Regions from separate parts of the Mus musculus genome. Here region 2 is linked to region 1. The links are chromatin loops, found by intact Hi-C in ENCODE. Cell type or tissue: left cerebral cortex. All regions are shown on one strand. Links, peaks and the distances in the headings refer to the core of each region. The heading gives the core; the rest is flanking DNA. Region 1 holds the start of Gm9733 (predicted gene 9733). Region 2 has its middle 31 kb from the start of Sirpb1a.

Evidence for each region. Hi-C counts contacts between places; a loop is a spot of excess contacts. Peaks named below come from ENCODE experiments on the same cell type or tissue, not always from the same donor. Only the 100,000 strongest peaks of a DNase experiment are listed, where the experiment ranks them.
Region 2: it touches region 1 in a loop (3-fold over the local background); 11 of 42 quality-filtered maps call a loop at or near these places.

Annotation. Positions count from the first base shown.
Region 1 is chr3:15,327,199-15,336,573 of GRCm38, forward strand. Gm9733 (predicted gene 9733) reads right to left here and starts at 5,104. Exons shown (of 3, transcript NM_001076679.2): 1 at 4,952-5,104. The coding sequence starts at 5,024. In left cerebral cortex, for the core only: no CTCF peak of the experiment used is centred there; no DNase peak of the experiment used is centred there.
Region 2 is chr3:15,452,337-15,461,711 of GRCm38, forward strand. No RefSeq gene overlaps it. Among named protein-coding and RNA genes, the nearest start is that of Sirpb1a, 31 kb to the left of the region's middle. In left cerebral cortex, for the core only: no CTCF peak of the experiment used is centred there; no DNase peak of the experiment used is centred there.

The DNA.
Region 1 (9,375 bases), core at 785-8,784:
TTAGTCTAAAAACTGTGGAATTTACTTTCCAGAGTGGATTTGAGAATCTCATCTAACTCCATTTTCATGAATGTAGGTGATCATAGGTAGGGGAAACATTATGTTATTACAGGCTTTTTCTATTTAAGAAAATCAGCTGAAGTCTGCATAGCAGCTATGCCTTGGGGCAGAGGCCAACCACACCTGTCCTCTCTCTTCTATTGTCAGAGAGCAGGTAATAGTAGCTATGTACTATCTAAACCATTGAAGTATTTCAGACAGAAATCCCAGGACATTAGCACTTGGGTTATAGCCTCACTATTCATCTTACCCAGAAGAACAATGAGAGCAACATGTGACCTGTCCAGTGCACCATGATGATGTAGGGGAAATGTACTTCAGCAAAGAGAAGACTAGATCATGTTAGGTAGGAATAAGAGTCAAGAACATTGCATTTCTTTTGCTAAAGGATATGTGGTTATCAATATGTGCTGGGCATTAATGATAGGATTAAGAATAAGTGAACACTGTTTATCTGTCACGACTTTGCCTCTAGGTCCTATCTTAATTTGTTACAAAGTCCATGGCCTGATTAAACAACTTAATAGGCAAATTATGTTTCTTCTGATGTTTCTGTCTATATTGAGAATGGCCTCATGCCATTGTGGCTGTTTGTTTTATGAACAAGAACTTCAGACCCCTTCTTCTCATCAGGCTTCAGAGCCAAAGTCATGTTCGCATAGCTGAGATTAACTCCGTATGTATTGAAGAAATACCATTCTATTGTTACTAGCACTGCCCCTGTTGGAATGCTTATACACTGTGCTTCCTCCCCTCCATTCTGCAGTCACAGTATGCCTCACCTATGTAGGTTGTTTATGGCTTTATAGTTCTCTTTGGCTTGATCATGTAATGAACTTTGGTAAAGTTATTAGAATAATCTAAAATGTAAAGAGGGACTTTATCACAGTGCTAGGTTGGAAATAAAACTTACACTGTATAATACACAATCTTCAGGAGAAAGCACATTTACTATAAAGGACCTTTCATCAATGTAGCAGAGATAACAGATTATTCGATGCATAAATCTCAAGTAGAACTTTCAAGTGTTCACTGAAAACCAGAAGTTGACAAGGTACCAGCAGGATGCCTTTTAAAGTACAACATAATTCTAGCAACAGTTCCTGAAGGACATCATATCAGTTAAATTCCTGGCAAGGAACTTTAAGAAAAGATTATAAGGAGTGAATGATTTGATAGCATACATTGGAAGTATAAGTGATATTACAGATCTTCCTTCCTCAAGAGAGCACAGGCATGGAACTATGGTCCATGACCCTTGGATGGTTTGAGTTTTAACATATTGGAAAGGTGGGAGGAAGGAAGCTGAGGTGTCAGTACCGAAACATGAATGAATACACTTAGAAGAAAAAGCTAAAGTCCAGCCCTTCCCAGCTTCCCCAATAGCCATCTAGGTTTATTTAGCAGTGAACTTGAGTGGCTTCTCGAGCGAAATTATCATCTCAGGCTAAACAAGTCCAGGGAAATGTCCTGCATGACCTGTATATTTTAGCTGAAATTCCTTTTTTTCAGATGCCTGGGTCCCAAGACTAGGGTCTTTACTCTCACATCAAGTGTGATCCTTCAGAAAATTCTACAGGCTCCACTTCAGCACTTAAGGAAACAGAGATCTCTTCCTGTCCCTCTCCTTCCAGTATCCTGGGCAAGCGGTCCTTGCTCAATTCTCACATGCATTAACCTCCTTCTATTTCTCCTTGAAGAGTTTGTGTTCAATCATGACATAAAAAAATCAATTTAAAATTCATATATACTGTGGTGCTTCTTTATGCTCAGCCTGAAGTTGCTCCAATTTACTTAGACTGAAAGCGCTAACATTCAATGGCAGGAAGCTCTACTTATGGCCTTTACATATGCTAATGCCTTCAGTAAAGCTTTTTGGTAATGCTTGGCCACATGACTCATTCTCATATTCCATTTCTATCTTTATATATCTCTAATATTTTATCAATTTTCTTCTTCTCAATGATGTTCATACTCATCACCCAGTTTTTGATATCTAAGTCTCCAAAAGTCTTTTTATTTTTTTTAGACAATTGGACATTTGTCCAAATATACTTCATTAAAATATTATACATTTCACCATTTTTTATTATCACTTACCCTAAGAGAATCTAAGATCTACATGAGTGACTATGCCTCCAATTCTTTTCTCCATTGCCACACACGTTCCCAGAACAGCCTCTAACTCCTAGTGAGTAGACAACAAACATCTTCCCTATGTACTATTCATTCAGTTTGACATCTTTCTAAGTCACTGGAACTCATTTTAAATTGGTAATCTATGGAGAATAGAAGCCAAGTGAAGGACATTTTCAAGAAAAACTGTTTGCATGTAAGAATGAAGAGTCTAGGAAATAAAAACTATAGACCCAGTCCTTACTTCATTATGCTAAAGCTCACAGGACCAAACAGAGTTTCTGTGAAGTTATTTACTAAGACCTCAGTCAGAAAGCCTGAGAACAGTCCAAAGTTCTAGATGTTGCAATAACTGTTGTTTGTACTTTTGATCCCTTTGTGTGTCAGTGTCAGTGTGACAAGATCATGAAACTGATATGTTGGCCCATATGATGTAGAAGTATGGATTGCTTCTCACAGAATCTGGGACATGGTGAATTTTTATGACTTTGAAAAGTAAAGTAATTTCTCCATTAATTTACTGAGTCATGGAGGCCTCAACTGACACTAAATGATCTGCATAAAAATATGGATCTGGTTACAGTTTATGAAGTTGAGTTTAGCTATAGAAACAAATGTTGATCTAAATATAATTATAGCTTGCCATTTATCTTTTTATTGATTTGAAAAGCAACTGGGATCAGCAGTTTAAATGAAGAAATACTTCGTCTAGCTAATTGTTTCAGACAGAAAAAGATTCTGAGGGTTGACTGTTCCATTTGTCTCACTTTGGGCAGAAGCTCATCATGATGATGGTCTGTGATGGAACAATGTTGTTCATCTCGTGATGGCAGGAAACACTGAGTGGCAAGAATGGATGTGGGCTACATCCTTCAAAGACATGTTTCTGTGACCTACCCCACTAGTCCTTCACATCCAAAAACTGAACCAACTTTCAAAATAGTGCCATAATCTGTTGAAAGGATTTTTAGTACATGGACTTTTGGATATGTTTGAAACTCAAAGCATAACATTTGTGTAAAACCACTTCCAAGTACAGAAGCAAATTTCTAATGTAAATCAATCAATAAGATCAGAAGTTGTCCTACATATTACAGTTTAGAATTTTAATTCACTAACAGTTCTTTTGCACTGAGATTTGGGGGAATCCATCAGAAAACCATGAGGTAGGAAGACAGCAGTAAAGCAAAGAGTGGCTGGAACATGAATAAAAAGAATACAGCAGGGCCATACATCACTGAGATATGCCCTTCATCCTTCTGGCCATGTAGGCTGGTAACATTTAGACAAAACAAGTTGTATTTATATACTTAGGAACATATAGATATATATGAGTAAGTGTGTGTATGGGTGTGTGTGTGTGTGTGTGTGTGTGTGTGTAAAGCACTTAAAGAAAGAAATAAACAAGGGCTATGGACTTGAAAAAGAGACAGCAGAGAAATGAAGTAATTATATATTAATTTTAGAAAATTTGAAATACAGAAAGCTTCAGGAAGTGTTAAAAGAATCAGCAGGACTATTCTCTTACCGCTACTCCCAGGTGCAGAGAGAGTGTAATGAGGACATTTAAAAATTAAACTTTTATCTTGTTAGACAATATAACACATGAGCCAAAGTGGAACCTGAAGGTTGCTATGCCCAGACCTAAAGCCACGGAATCAGTAATAGAGTCTTCCTCACCACCGAAAAATGAACAGCTAACAAATATTCTTAGGTGAACCGTGAGCAGGGAACACTCAGTGTGTCACTAATCCTGTTTGCTACAAGTAGAAGGAAGGAAAGTTCACTGGAGAAGATTGAGAAGACCAGGGACATGTGGGGACCTGTTATGGATACATTGCTTATACTCTACATATCAATGCCATAATCTCATGTGCCATATAGTGACTATATATGGTGGAGAGTATTTAAGGAGTTAAAATCAATAGAAGTCATTTGGGTGAGTATTAACCCAATGTGATTGGTTTTATTTCAGGAAGTAGAAAATATCCACAGAGAAAGAATGAGGTAAGATAATACATAAAGACAGAAAGAGAAGGTTTAATTTATAAAGTAGAAGCATCTTGGAAAAAATATCTCTGTGGGCACCTTGACTCTGAGATTCCAGTTTTCAGAATTTTGAGGAAATGAATGTCTACTCTTTTGACCACCACACTGTGGTACTTGTTACAGCAACCACAGCAGTAAAATACAGCGTTAGATGAGAAAAATATTAGTACATGCTTGTCATGGAAGCAATAACCATGTGAGAAGACTGAGATCAGTTGAGGGAGGAACTGCAGGCCTGAAGACAAAATGAGAAACCTACGCAAGACAGTATAGTGGCTGAGTATTGCCTAACATGCTTCACCTAGAATCCTGTCAGTGGTCTGCATGTCAGCCTCAGTGTTTCAGGAAATGAGCAGAGAGTACTGAGCTTAGTGACAGGTAGCCCCGTCAGCTTCATTGGCAGTGACTCCTGGCTCTGATGGGCCTAAGAGATACAGTAATTTAAGTGAGATTCTGTGAACCAACTTTTATTAGGTGAAGTATTAGAAATCATGCTTTTTGAAGCATTTTTTAATAGGATGTTCTAGCTAAATGCTGCAACTTATCAACATGCTGAGCAGTGCTCAGGATTCAGGTAAAGACCCGAGACAACATGCTGGATTTCTCTCCTGGTGGCAGTTCAGGTGGTTACCCTTATTTCTGTAGTTTCAATAGCAGAAGATAGTCCAGAAGCAGGAAGATGATGCTATTGTTGTAACATGCTCACCTGTAAGTCCCAGGAGTAGAGTCATGAGCAGGGTTCTGTGGAGAGTATGTGGCCGGAAGTCCAGGTGATGCATGGTCAGGGTTAAGGAGTCTTTTCTACTTTCTCGTGAGGTCGTAGCTTCTGGCTGAAGAGAAAAGATGTACTGTGGCTTTTTCTGCAAACAGGATATGTCAGTGTTATGGAGAAACAGGAACAATACAGGTTATTTTGAAATAGATTCACAGTATTACAAGAAGCTGCAATGGAAGAGTTGTTTTTAACAGTTATTTGCAGAGAAACTCAGATATTTATACTTTAAGTAATCCTTTCTCTTTCTCTTAAACCTGTCTTGGATTCCTGTGGTTTCAAGATATCTTGACTTAGTAACTCCCCAGTTAGAATCCCCAAAAAAGAGTGTTTCCCATACACCCAAGTCTATATATCATTTTCCAGTGCCACATAAAACTTCACAGTTAAGGCCATATTTGTGAGAACAGCTCAGTGCTGGAGTAAACAAGATGTTTTTTCTCATGATCCTTTGAATGTCTTTTACTAATATCCTGATAAATGTAGTCAAAGTGAGACTTAAAGGCCTTTTTTGCATACACAAACATGTAACTTAGTATATGTTACAAATAGTATTAATTCTCAACCAGGCATACAAGAAACAGGCCACTAGGAACATATGTAAGTTTGATAAGGTTTAGAAGGCCTTTTAAACCATCTGAGTGGGATGTCTTTAGTTAATTGGTTTGAGAAAACTCATGTTAATTTTGGACAAAATTATGTTCTAGGTAGGGCATCTTGAACAATAAAATGGATAGGGTTAGATGAATTATAGCATATATGCATAAACTCTTTGCTCCCTACTCTTATCAATGGATATATAATGACTCCATGCTTCAAAATCTTGCCACCCTAATATCGCTACAATGATAAATTATAATTTGGAGTTGTAAACTCAATAAATCCGTGATCTTTTAAGTTGCCTTTGCCAGATGTTTCAATCATATCATCCTGATTTTTTTTTTCAGAGAGGAAATGGGAACCTTTTTTTTTTTTGTTGTTGGATATTTTATTTATTTACATTTCAAATGTTATCCCCTTTCCTGGTTTCTCCTCCTCAAACCCTCTATCCCATCTCCCACCCCTGTTTCTGTGAGGGTGCTCCCCCTCCCACACACCTATTCACTTCTGCCTCACTGCCCTAGCATTACCCTACACTGGGGCATCAAGCTTTCACAGAACCAAGGGTTCCCACCCACTGATGCTAGATAAGGCCTTCCTCTGCTACATATGCAGCTGGAACCATGGGTTTCATTCTTTGATTGATGGTTTAGTCCCTGGGACCTCTGGTGGTCTGATTTGTTGATATTGTTTTTTGCCTATGGGGTTGCAATCCCCTTCAGCTCCTTCAGTCCTTCTCCTAACTCCTCCATGGGGTTTCCCATGCTCAGTCCAATAGTTGACTGCATCAACATCTGTACTGGTCAGCCTCTGGCAGAGCCTCTCAGGAGTCAGCTTTTGACTTCTTTAAAATGGGAACATTTTAATAAGTATATTCCTTTTTCTTCTTTTTTTTTTAATTAGATATTTTCTTTATTTACATTTCAAATGCTATCCTGAAATTCCCCTACACCCTCCCTCTGCCCTGCTCCCCAATCCATCCACTCCTGCTTTCTGGCCCTGGCATTCCCTTGTACTGGGGCATATGATCTTATATTCTTAATGGAGCATGAATGTGTACATCAGTATACTCTGAAGGAAACTGAGTAGATTGCTTCTTGAGACATGGAGAACTAGTTGAAACAAGGATGTCAGTTTCTATTTTGTTAGAAAGAAGATATTTCAATTCTTACTGTGTTCAGATAGGAACTAGGGAGAAAGACGTATAAGGGTCCTCACTAACTTTAGATATGTGCTGGGAAAAAGAGCAAGAAAGCTAATCGTCAAGACCAAATTCTCTCCTATCTAATCCAGGTGTAAGAAATGTTTGCTTTGGTGTTTTAGGGGGTGGAAGAGCTAATCTTGGCTGTGAACACGATACCAGGGTACCTGAGAACAGGAACCTCAGTTGAGAAATTTTCTGCTCAATGCTGCCCTATGGGTATATCTGTGGTTTACTCTTTCCATTGGAAACTTAGGAAGATCTAGCTCAATTTGGGCAATGCTACCTTATGCAGGTGAACCCAAGCAGAATAAGAATGGAACTCAAGCCAGGTATGGTGGCACATGCCTTTAATCTCATCAATCAGACAGAGTCAGGTGCATCTCCCTGAGTTTGAGGCCAGCCAGTAGTACATAGCAAGACCCTGTTAACGGAAAATGAAAATTCCACTTTCATTTAATTTGAATATACTTATTTTCATCATTTGCCAACTTAGCCTCTTGATATCTCGCTTTCATTGTCATACAATAAGTCATGCCAGTAAAGTAGAAGACAGACAATGAGAATTTTAAGATACCACTTTACACTTATTGGCTAGAAGGCTGTGCATACGTTTGAGGATGCAAACAAATTTAGAGATAACTGGAAGGACTACAGTGAAGTATTTCTAGTTGAAAATGATGCTTCTGTGTAAGAAGCATATGAACCTCAACTGAATTATAGAAGTGACAAAACTTTGACAACTTTTTTGGATCACGGTAGGAATTGGCCATGAGCCTTTGTCCAATGTTGTAATATTATTCACTAACCAAGTACAGAATTGAAATGTATTTGTGATCTTCACATGAACCCGTCGAAGGCTGCCAAGGACCCCAGAGTACTCTCCATTCCTCAGGACCTCCGGATCACCTCGGGATCACAGGCGAGTGGATCGCAACATCAACTCCAAAGAATCAAGGAGGGTCTTGTGCCAGCAGGAACAGGGACAAAGGAACTGTGGGAAGCCGCCCTCACATTCGCGCAAGATGGCGCTGACATCCTGTGTTCTAAGTGGTAAACAAATAATCTGCGCATGTGCCAAGGGTAGTTCTCCACTCCATGTGCTCTGCCTTCCCCGTGACAACAACTCGGCCGATGGGCTGCAGCCAATCAGGGAGTGACACGTCCTAGGCGGAGGATAATTCTCCTTAAAGGGGAAGGAGTTTCGCCATTCTCTCTCTTGCTCTGGCTCTTGCTCTAGCTCACTTGCCCTCTTGCTCTCTTGCGCTCTGGCTCCTAAAGATGTAAGCAATAGAGCTCTTGCTGAGTACTTTCTTTTTGGAGGCACTCAGGGCTACGTGTTTTCCTCTTAGGACTGCTTTCATTGTGTCTCATAAGTTTGGGTATGTTGTGGCTTCATTTTCATTAAACTCTAAAATGTCTTTCATTTCTTTTTTTATTTCTTCCTTGACCAAGATATCATTCGGTAGAGTGTTGTTCAGTTTCCACATGAATGTTGGCTTTCTAACATTTATGCTGTTATTGAAGATTAGCCTTAGTCCGTGGTGATCTGATAGGATGCATGGGATAATTTCAATAATTTGTATCTGTTGAGGCCTGTTTTGTGACCAATTATATGGTCAGTTTTGTAGGAGGTACCATGAGGTGCTGAGAAGAAGGTATATCCTTTTGTTTTAGGATAAAATCTAATAGGCCTGCCTTTATATGTTACTTGACTTTTTCCCTTACTGCTTTGAGTATTCTGTCTTTATTTAGTGCATTTGTTGTTCTGATTATTATGTGTCGGGAGGAATTTCTTTTCTGCTCCAGTCTATTTGGAGTTCTGTAGGCTTCTTGTATGTTCATGAACATCCCTTTCTTTAGGTATGGGAAGCTTTCTTTTATAATTTTGTTGAAGATATCTGCTGGCCCTTTAAGTTGAAAAATCTTCTTTCTCATCTACTCCAGATTTGCTCTTCCATTATGTCCTGGAATCCCTGGATGTTTTGAGTTAGGAACTTTTTGCATTTTGTATTTTCTTGGATTGTTGTGTCCATGTTTTCTATGGAATCTTCTGCATCTGAGATTCTATCTTCAATCTCTTGTATTCTGTTGCTGATGCTCACATCTATGGTTCCTGATTTCTTTCCTAGGGTTTCTATCTCCAGAGTTCTCTCCCTTTGGGTTTTCTTCATTGTTTTTGCTTCCATTTTTAGAAAGTTCTCAGCTATTAAAAACAATGAATTTATGAAATTCTTAGAAAAATGGATGTATCTGGAGGATATCATCCTGAGTGATGTAACCCAATCACAAAAGAAGTCACTTGATATGCACTCACTGATAAGTGGATATTAGCCCAGAAACCTAGAATTCCCAAGATACAATTTAAAAATACAAGAAAATCAAGAAAAAGGAAGACCAACTCATGGATACTTCATTCCTCCCTAGAATAGGGAATAAAATACCCATAGAAAGAGTTACAGAGACAAAGTTTGGAGCTAAGACGAAAGTATGGTCCATTCAAAGACTGCTCCACACAGAGGTCCATCATCAGACACCAAAAGCAGACACTACTGTA
Region 2 (9,375 bases), core at 781-8,780, 130 kb after region 1:
TACTATGTGACAGGCACCAACTCTGACTCATGTGAAAATATAGTCCAGGTAAGTACTTGTCTTACACTGCATTATAGGCAAACAAAGACACAAAGAACTTCAAAATCCCTTAGCAACAATGACTAGAGCTGTGGTTTAAATTCAGATAGTTAGACTGCAGTAATGGCTTCAACATTACTGTTCTCAGATGCCTTGATCTCTCCTATGAGCTTTCTCACGTTATGTCATGGGGTACTGGGGAGACCAGACTGACAGGAGAGGTTTTTTGTTTTGTTTGTTTGTTTGTTTTTTCTTCTCCTGCACTTCTTCAGTTTCCACCACACATGAAAAACGCTTTCTTTTCACAAGGCTGAGTTTTTGACAAATGCCACATATTCATCAATTAACAATGTATTTTAGTGACCTGGGTGATGTCACACTGAGTAATTCATACATGATGCAAATAATTACAGGATACTTGCTATGAGCCAGAAGTTGCTGTAAAAGCATATGTATCATTGGTGGATAAAAGAGACTGCATACCTGCCCGTGTGTAAGTTAGAGTTACAGGATATTTACAATGAGCTAGAAGCTACTATAAGAACATGTGTATCATTTGTGAGTAAAATAGACTGCCTAGCTTCTTGTGTGTAAGTTAGACTCTACTAGGAAAATGACAGTAGTAAATATATATATATATATATATATATATATATATATATATATATATATATATGTAACATACTATCTTACAGAATGATAGATAATAGAGAAAAATGTCTAGAATGGCTACAGAAGTAAGAATCTTTTAGAAAGTTAGAACTTGGAAACATAGAAGTTTAGAGAGCATATTGGAAGTGGACCATTGAGCAAATATTAAAAGAAGATCCAATTTTCTTGATTTCTTTATATATTTTAGAAACTGGACCTATACAGAATTGGAGAAAATATTTTTCTATTCTGTAGGCTCCATCTTGTCCTATTGCTGATGATTTTTGTCTTATAGAAAATTTTCAGTTTTGTTAAGTTTAATTTATTATCCTAATCTGAATATGGATCCCACTGTTGATCTTAATGCCAGTGCACTGGTGCTCTATTTAAGAAGTTATATACTAAGCTGGGCATGGTGGCGCATGCCTTTAATCCCAGCACTTGGAAGGCAGAGGCAGGTGAATTTCTGAGTTCGAGGCCAGCCTGGTCTACAAAGAGAGTTCCAGGACAGCCAGGGCTATACAGAGAAACCCTGGCTGGGAAACAAAACAAAACAAAATAAAACAAGTTATATACTGTTCCAATGCATTTCAGGCTATTTGCCACTTTCTCTCCCATCAGGTGCAATATGCATTGTTTTATGTTGAGGCCTTTGATCCAACTGGACTTGAGTTTTATGCAGGGTGATAGATGTGGGTCTATTGGCAGTATTCTGCATTCAGACATTCAGTTAGATGAGCACCATTTGCTGAAGTTTTTTTTTTTCCCCATTGTATAATTTTGGCTTCTTTATGAAAATACAGGTGTCCATAGGTGAGTAGACTTATGTCTAGGACATTAATTTGATTCTACTAATGGACATCACCATTTTTATGTCAATACCCTGCACTTTTTATTACTAAAGCTCTGCAGTAGAGCTTGAAATTGTGGTTGTTGCCGGGTGGTGGTTGCCCATACTTTTAATCCCAGCACTTGGGAGGCAGAGAGACAGAGACAGGAGGATTTTTGAGTTCAAGGCCAGCCTGGTCTACAAAGTGAGTTCTAGGACATCCAGGGCTATACAGAGAAACCCTGTCTTGAAAAAAAAACTGTGGATGTTGATACATCATGATGTTTGTTTATTGTATGCAATCATTTTTCACTATAATGTGTTTTGTTTTCCATGTGAGGCTGAGTATTGTACTTTCAAAATCCATAAAGACTTGTCTTGGAGTACTAATCACAATTTTGTTTAGCATGTAGATTGCTTTTGGTAAGATGGTCATTTTTATTACCTTAAATATACTAATCCATGAGCATGGTAGATCTTTCTATCTTCTGATATCTTCTTCAACTTCTTTCTTCAGAAACATTGTTGCTGTGATACAGGTCTTTCAATTGTGTGGTTAGAGTTACTGCAAGACATTTTTTAATATCTATGGGTATTGGGCATGGTGTTCTTTCTCTTATTTCTCTCTCAACTAACTTGTTATTTATATATAGGATGGCTGCTGACTTTTGATTTATTCTTGTATCCAGATACTTTGCTGAAGATGGTTATCAAATGAAGGAGTTCCCTGAGAATTTTTTGGAGTTGTGTATATATATATCATATCATCAGCAAATATCAATATTTTGATGTCTTCTTCCTAATTTGTATATCCTTGGCCTCCTTTAGTATCTTATTGCTTCAACTGAACCGTCAAGTACTGTATTGAATAGATACAGAGATAGTAAACAGTCTTACCTTCTTCCTGACATCAAAAAACCAAATGATCCAATTAAACAGAGTACAGGTTCAGAGAGTTCTCAGGAGAGGAATTTCAAATGGCCAAGAAACACTTAAATAAATGGTCAATATTCTTAGCCATCATGGAAATGCAAATCAAATTGACACTGAGATTCTGTCTTACACATGCCAGAATGGCTAAAATAAAAACTCATGCTGGCAGGCTAGAGAGATGGTTCAGTGGTTAAGAGCACTGACTACTCTTCTAAAGCTCATGAGTTAAATTCCCAGCTACTGGATGATAGCTCACAACAATCTGAAATGGGATCAAATGCCCTCTTCTGTTGTGTCTAAAGACAGAGAAAGTATACTCATATACATTAAATAAATAAACAAACAAACAAACAAACAAACAAATTAATTATGTTGGTTAGGATGTAGAGCAAAGGGAATATTCCTCAGTTTCTGGTGGAAGTTCAAACTTGTACAGCCACATTGGAAATCAGTATCAAAGTTCCCCATAAAATTGGGACTCAATCTACCTCAAGATACAGCTACACCACTCCTGACCATGCACTCAATGGATATTTTATCCTACCACAAAGACATTTGCCCAACTTTATTGATAGCAGATTCAGTCATAATAACAAGAAACTGTAAAGGATCTAGATGTCCCTCAACCAAAGAATGGATTGAGGAAATATGGTAGTTATACAGTGAAGTGTTAGTCAGCTCTTAAAGAAAATGTTATTATGAAATTTGAAATCAAAGGGATGGAAAGTTAAAAACTATTCCAGAATTAATTAATCCAGACCAAGAAAGGGAAATATGACTGATGAGTACACAGTTGTCATCAGAATTCCTTCTTCCAGCAACTGATGGAAACATGCAGAAACCCACAGCCAACCATTAGGCAGAGCTCAGGGAATTTTGATGAGTTGGGGGGGAGTCATTGAAAGATCCATAAGTGTCTTGGACACCACAGAAAACCCACAGAACCAAGGAACTTCCGTTCATAAAAGCTCACAGAGTCTGAACTGACTGGAGGAGCATGCATAGGTCCAATAAATGCCCTCTGTATGTATGTTATAATAGCATAAATTACTGTTTTTGTGAAGCTCCTATCAAATTGACTGGGTAATATTTCTGATGTTTTTTTCATGGATTAGAGACACTATTCCACCTACTCTGTTGCATTATCTGACCATAGTATGAGAGGGGAGTCTAATTTTTTATGCCATGTTTGGTCGATATCCTAGGAGTCCTGGCGTTTTCTGCTGAGAATGAAAGAAGATATATAATGAGATGAGGGAGGGGGAGGTACTAAGAGGAGAGGAAAGAAGGGAAAACTTGATGTAGATGTAATATATAAGAGAGTAAATTTAAGAAAAAAGATGATCCAAGGCTGAGACACATGGACATGATATAAGTAGATTAAAGAATTCATGTCCACCAAACCAAACCTACAGAGAATACTGGAAGCAACACTTCAAAATGAGGAGAGGGATAAACACAGCAAAAAAATTTCAATGAAAATTATATTATAGTTACTGAGATACTAACTAGGGTCATGCATACAAAACAGAAAAACAATAGTCAAACAACGTCAACACTTATCTTTTAATAAAATATTAAATGTCCATTGTCTTGATCCTTTTAACAAATAATATGGGTATGCTGAATGGATTAAGAATGAAAAATATACAGGAAGGATGCTGATTTATCTGAGTTAATTTTATATCTGGTCACTTTGCTGAAATTGTTTATAAGCTGGAGAAGTTCTCTGGTAGAATTTTTGGGGTTGCTTATGTATACTATCATACCATTTGCAAATAGTGATACCTTTATTTCTTCTTTACCAATTTTTGTCCTCTTCATCTCTTTTTGTTTTATTGTTCTAGCTAACACTTTGAATACCATATTGAATAGATATGGGGAAAGTGTGTATCCTTGTCTTGTCCCCGATTTCAGTGGGATTGCCTCAAGTATGGCACCATTTAATTTGATCTTGGCTGTTGGTTTGCAGTTAATTCCTTTTATTATGTTTATGTATGGGCCTTGATCTCCTGATCTCTCCAATAGTTTTAACATGAAGGGGTGTTATATTTTGTCAAATGCTTTTTCTGCATCTAAGGACGTGATCGTGTGATTTTTTTCTTTCTGCTTGTTTATATAGTGGATTACATTAATGGATTTTCATATATTAAACCAACATTGCATGAAGCCTATTTGACCGTGGTAAATGATGGTTTTGATGTGTTCTGGGATTTGGTTTGCAAGAATTTTATTGAGTATTTTTGCATCGATATTCATAAGCAAGATTGGTCTGAAGTTCTCTTTTTTGATTGGGTCTGTGTGTGGTTTTGGTATCAGAGTAATTGTGGCTTCATAGAATGAGTTTGGTAGTGTTCCTTCTCTTTCTATTTTGTGGAATAGTTTGAGGAAAATTGGTATCAGGTCTTCTGTGAATGTCTGGTAAAATTCTGCACTAAATCCACCTAGCCCTGTGTTGCTATTTTTTGCTTGTTGATTTTTGGTTGTTTGTTTGTTTTGTTTGTTTGTTTTTGCTTGTGAGGTTTTTAATGACTTCTTCTATTTCCTTGTATGATATGGGCCTGTTTAGATAGTTTGGAAAAACAATCCCATCATTTGAGTAAATAACTTCATTTATACAATATCTTAAGTCTCCCCTTTCTGTGAGTTTTTAATACAGTATGTTGTAAAAATAACTCTGTGCTAAGTTTCATAGCACATAATTTTTGTAGAGTCAAATCCATAACTCCAGAATGTAAAAACTGCACTACAGATGTTCAAAGTACAAGTAGAAGAAACATAAATATGATTGATATTAGCACCAAAACAAAGCACATAAACCTAAGGTACATCCACAGAATTATTCACTTGCCTTTGCCCACTTTCTGAAATGAAGAGACAATTTCTTGCTTAACTTTTTGACTCTGTCTTTGGACAGTTTTACTTTTCTCCTTTGCAGGATACTGCAATGAAATAATATCTAACTTTTTTTTATTGGTTATGCCTTCAGATGTTTGTTAACATATCATGGCTCTGTGTTTCATGAGAGTCTTGTGAAGGTAAATATAACCCAAATCTTCAGGCGATAAAAACAAAAACAAAACCAAAAACCTACATCTTGGTTATAATAGCTGAATAGTATTCCATTGTGTAGATGTACCATATTTTTTAATCCATTCATTAGGTGAGGGACATCTAGGTTGTTTCCAGTTTCTGACTGTTACAAATAAAGCTGATATGAACATAATTGAAAAAAGTATGTTTGTAAGATGTTGGAGCATCTTTTTCATATATGCCCAGGAGTGGGTCTTAAGGTAGAATTATCTGCAGTTTTCTATGAAACCAAAAAAATAAAAAAATAAAAAAAAAATAAAGGTTTTCTAAAGTACTTTTACAAGTTTGCACTCCCAACAGCAATGGAGGAGTATTCTTGCTTCACAACTTTACCAGTACGTTCTAGCTTTTGTTTTGTTTTGTTTTGTTTTTGTTTTGTTTTGTTTTTCTTTTTTCTTTTTATTCATTCACTTTACATCCAGCTCACTGTTCCTCTTTTTTTTTTTTGACAATTTTTTTTTAATTAGGTATTTTCCTCGTTTACATTTTCAATGCTATCCCAAAGGTCCCCCAAACCCACCCCCGCAATCCTCTACCCACCCACTGCCCCTTTTTGGCCCTGGTGTTCCCCTGTACTGGGGCATATAAAGTTTGCAAGTCCAATGGGCCTCTCTTTGTAGTGATGACTGACTAGGCCATCTTTTGATACATATGCAGCTAAAGACAAGAGCTCCCGGGTACTGGTTAGTTCATATTGTTGTTCCACCTATAGGGTTACAGTTCCCTTTAGCTCCTTGGGTAATTTCTCTAGCTCCTCCATAAGGGGCCGTGTGACCCATCCAATAGCTGACTGTGATCATCCACTTCTGTGTTTGCTAGGCCCCGGCATATTCTCACAAGAGAGAGCTATATCTGGGAGACAGGGTTTCTCTGTATAGCCCTGGCAGTCCTGAAACTCACTTTGTAGACTAGGCTGGTCTTGAACTCAGAAATCTGCCTGTCTCTGCCTCCCAATTGCTGGGGTTAAAGATGCAGAGGCCATGGAGGGATGTTCTGTACTGGCTTGCCTCACCTGGCTTGCTCAGCCTGCTCTCTTATAGAACCCAAGACTACCAGCCCAGAGATGGTTACACCCATAAGGGGCCTTTTCCCCTTGATCACTAATTGAGAAAATGCCTTACAGTTGGATCTCATGGAGGCATTTCCTCAACTGAAGATCCTTTCTCTGTGATAACTCCAGCTGTGTCAAGTTGACACAAAACTAGCCAATACAGTAAGCTTAAATGAAATAATGTCTTAACACTTATAAAGTAGCTTGATAAGTTTATTCTATAAATGTAACATGGTAAATAGGGGGCAATTTGAACGTCAGTGGCATGTGCCTACATGCTACCTCATCTCTTACAAAGAACTAAAGCAGAAACCAACTGCACTTTGAGGCAACCCACTATGGAGATGAGAAGGAACTCATCAAGAGAGTGTCTAGAACTTTGGCTGGGATGAGGGCACAGAAAACTGAACTTAGTCTAAAAACTGTGGAATTTACTTTCCAGAGTGGATTTGAGAATCTCATCTAACTCCCTTTCCATGAATGTAGGCGATCATAGGTAGGGGAAGCATTATGTTATTACAGCTTTATCTATTTAAGAAAATAAGCTGAAGTCTGCATAGCAGCTATGCCTGGGGACAGAGGGCAACCACACCTGTCCTCTCTCTTCTATTGTCAGAGAACAGGTAATAGTAGCTATGTACTATCTAAACCATTGAAGTATTTCAGACAGAAATCCCAGGACATTAGCACTTGGGTTATAGCCTCACTATTCATCTTACCCAGAAGAACAATGAGAGCAACATGTGATCTGTCCAGTGCACCATGGTGATGGAGGAGAAAAGTACCTCAGCAAAGAGAAGACTAGATCATGTTAGGTAGGAATAAGAGTCAAGAACATTCCATTTCTTTTGCTAAAGGATATGTGGTCATCAATATGTGCTGTGCATTAATGTTAGGATTAAGAATAAGTGAACACTGTTTATCTGCCACGACTTTGCCTCTAGGTCCTATCTTAATTTGTTGCAAAGTCCATGGCCTGATCAAACAACATAATAGGCAAATTATGTTTCTTCTGATGTTTCTGCTATATTTAAAATGGTCTTATGCCATTGTGGCTGTTTGTTTTATGGACAAGAGCTTGAGACCCCTTCTTCTCATCAGGCTTCAGAGCCAAAGTCATGTTCGCATAGCTGAGATTAACTCCATATGTATTGAAGAAATATCATTCTTCTGTTACTAGCACTGCCCCTGTTGGAATGCTTATACACTGTGCTTCCTCTCCTCCATTCTGCAGTCACTGTATGCCTCACCTATGTAGGTTGTTTATGGCTTTATAGTTCTCTTTGGCTTGATCATGTAATGAACTGTGGTAAAGTTGTTAGAATAACCTAAAATGTACAGAGGGACTTTATCATAGTGCTAGGTTGGAAATAAAACTTACACTGTATAATAGACAATCTTCAGGAGAAAGCACATTTACTATAAAGGACCTTTCATCAATGTAGCAGAGATAACAGATTATTCAATGCATAAATCTCAAGTAGAACTTTCAAGTGTTCACTGAAAACCAGAAGATGACAAGGTACCAGCAGGATGAATTTTAAAGTACAACATAATCCTAGTAACAGTTTCTGAAGGACATCATATCAATTAAATTCCTGGCAAGGAACTTTAAGAAAAGATTATAAGGATGGAATGATTTGATAACATGCATTGTAAGTATAAGTGATATTACAGATCTTCCTTCCTCAAGAGAGCACAGGCATGGAACTATGGTCCATGACCCTTGGATGGTTTGAGTTTTAACATTGGAAAGGTGAGAGGAAGGAAGCTGAGGTGTCAGTACTGAAACATGAATGAATACACTTAGAAGAAAAAGCTAAAGGCCAGCGATCCCCCACTCCCCCAATAGCCATCTAGGTTTATCTAGCAGTGAACTTGAGTGGCATCTCAAGCGAAGTGATCAGCTCAGGCTAAACAAGTCCAGGGAAATATCCTGCATGACCTGTATATTTTAGCTGAAATTCCTTTTTTTCAGATGCCTGGGTCCCAAGACTAGGTTCTTTACTCTCACATCAAGTGTGATCCTTCAGAAAATTCTACAGGCTCTACTTCAGCACTTATGGAAACAGAGATCTCTTCCTGTCCCTCTCCTTCCAGTATCCTGGGCAAGCGGTCTTTGCTCAATTCTCACATGCATTAACCTTCTTCTATTTCTCCTTGAAGAGTTTGTGTTCAATCATGAGATAAAAAAAAATCAATTTAAAATTCATATAATGCTATGGTGCTTCTTTAAGCTCAGCCTGAAGTTGCTCCAATTTTCTTAGACTGAAAACGCTAACATTAAATGGAAGGAAGCTCCACTTATGGCCTTTACATATACTAATGCCTTCAGTAAAGCTTTTCAGTAATGCTTGGCCACATGACTCATTCTCATATTCCATTTTTATCTTTATATATCTCTAATGTTTTATCAATTTTCTTCTTCTCAATGATGTTCATACTCATCACCCAGTTTTTGATATCTAAGTCTCCAAAAGTCTTTTTATTTTTTTAGACAATTGGACGTATGTCCAAATATACTTCATTAAAATATTATACATTTCACAATTATTTTATTATCACTTACCCTAAGAGAATCTAAGTTCTACATGAGTGACTATGCCTCTAATTCTTTTCCCCATTGCCACACACGTTCCCAGAACAGCCTCTAACTCCTAGTGAGTATCCAACAAACATCTTCCCTATGTAATATTCATTCAGTTTGACATTTTCTAAGTCACTGGAACTCATTTTAAATTGGTAATCTATGGAGAATAGAAGCCAAAGGAAGAAAGAA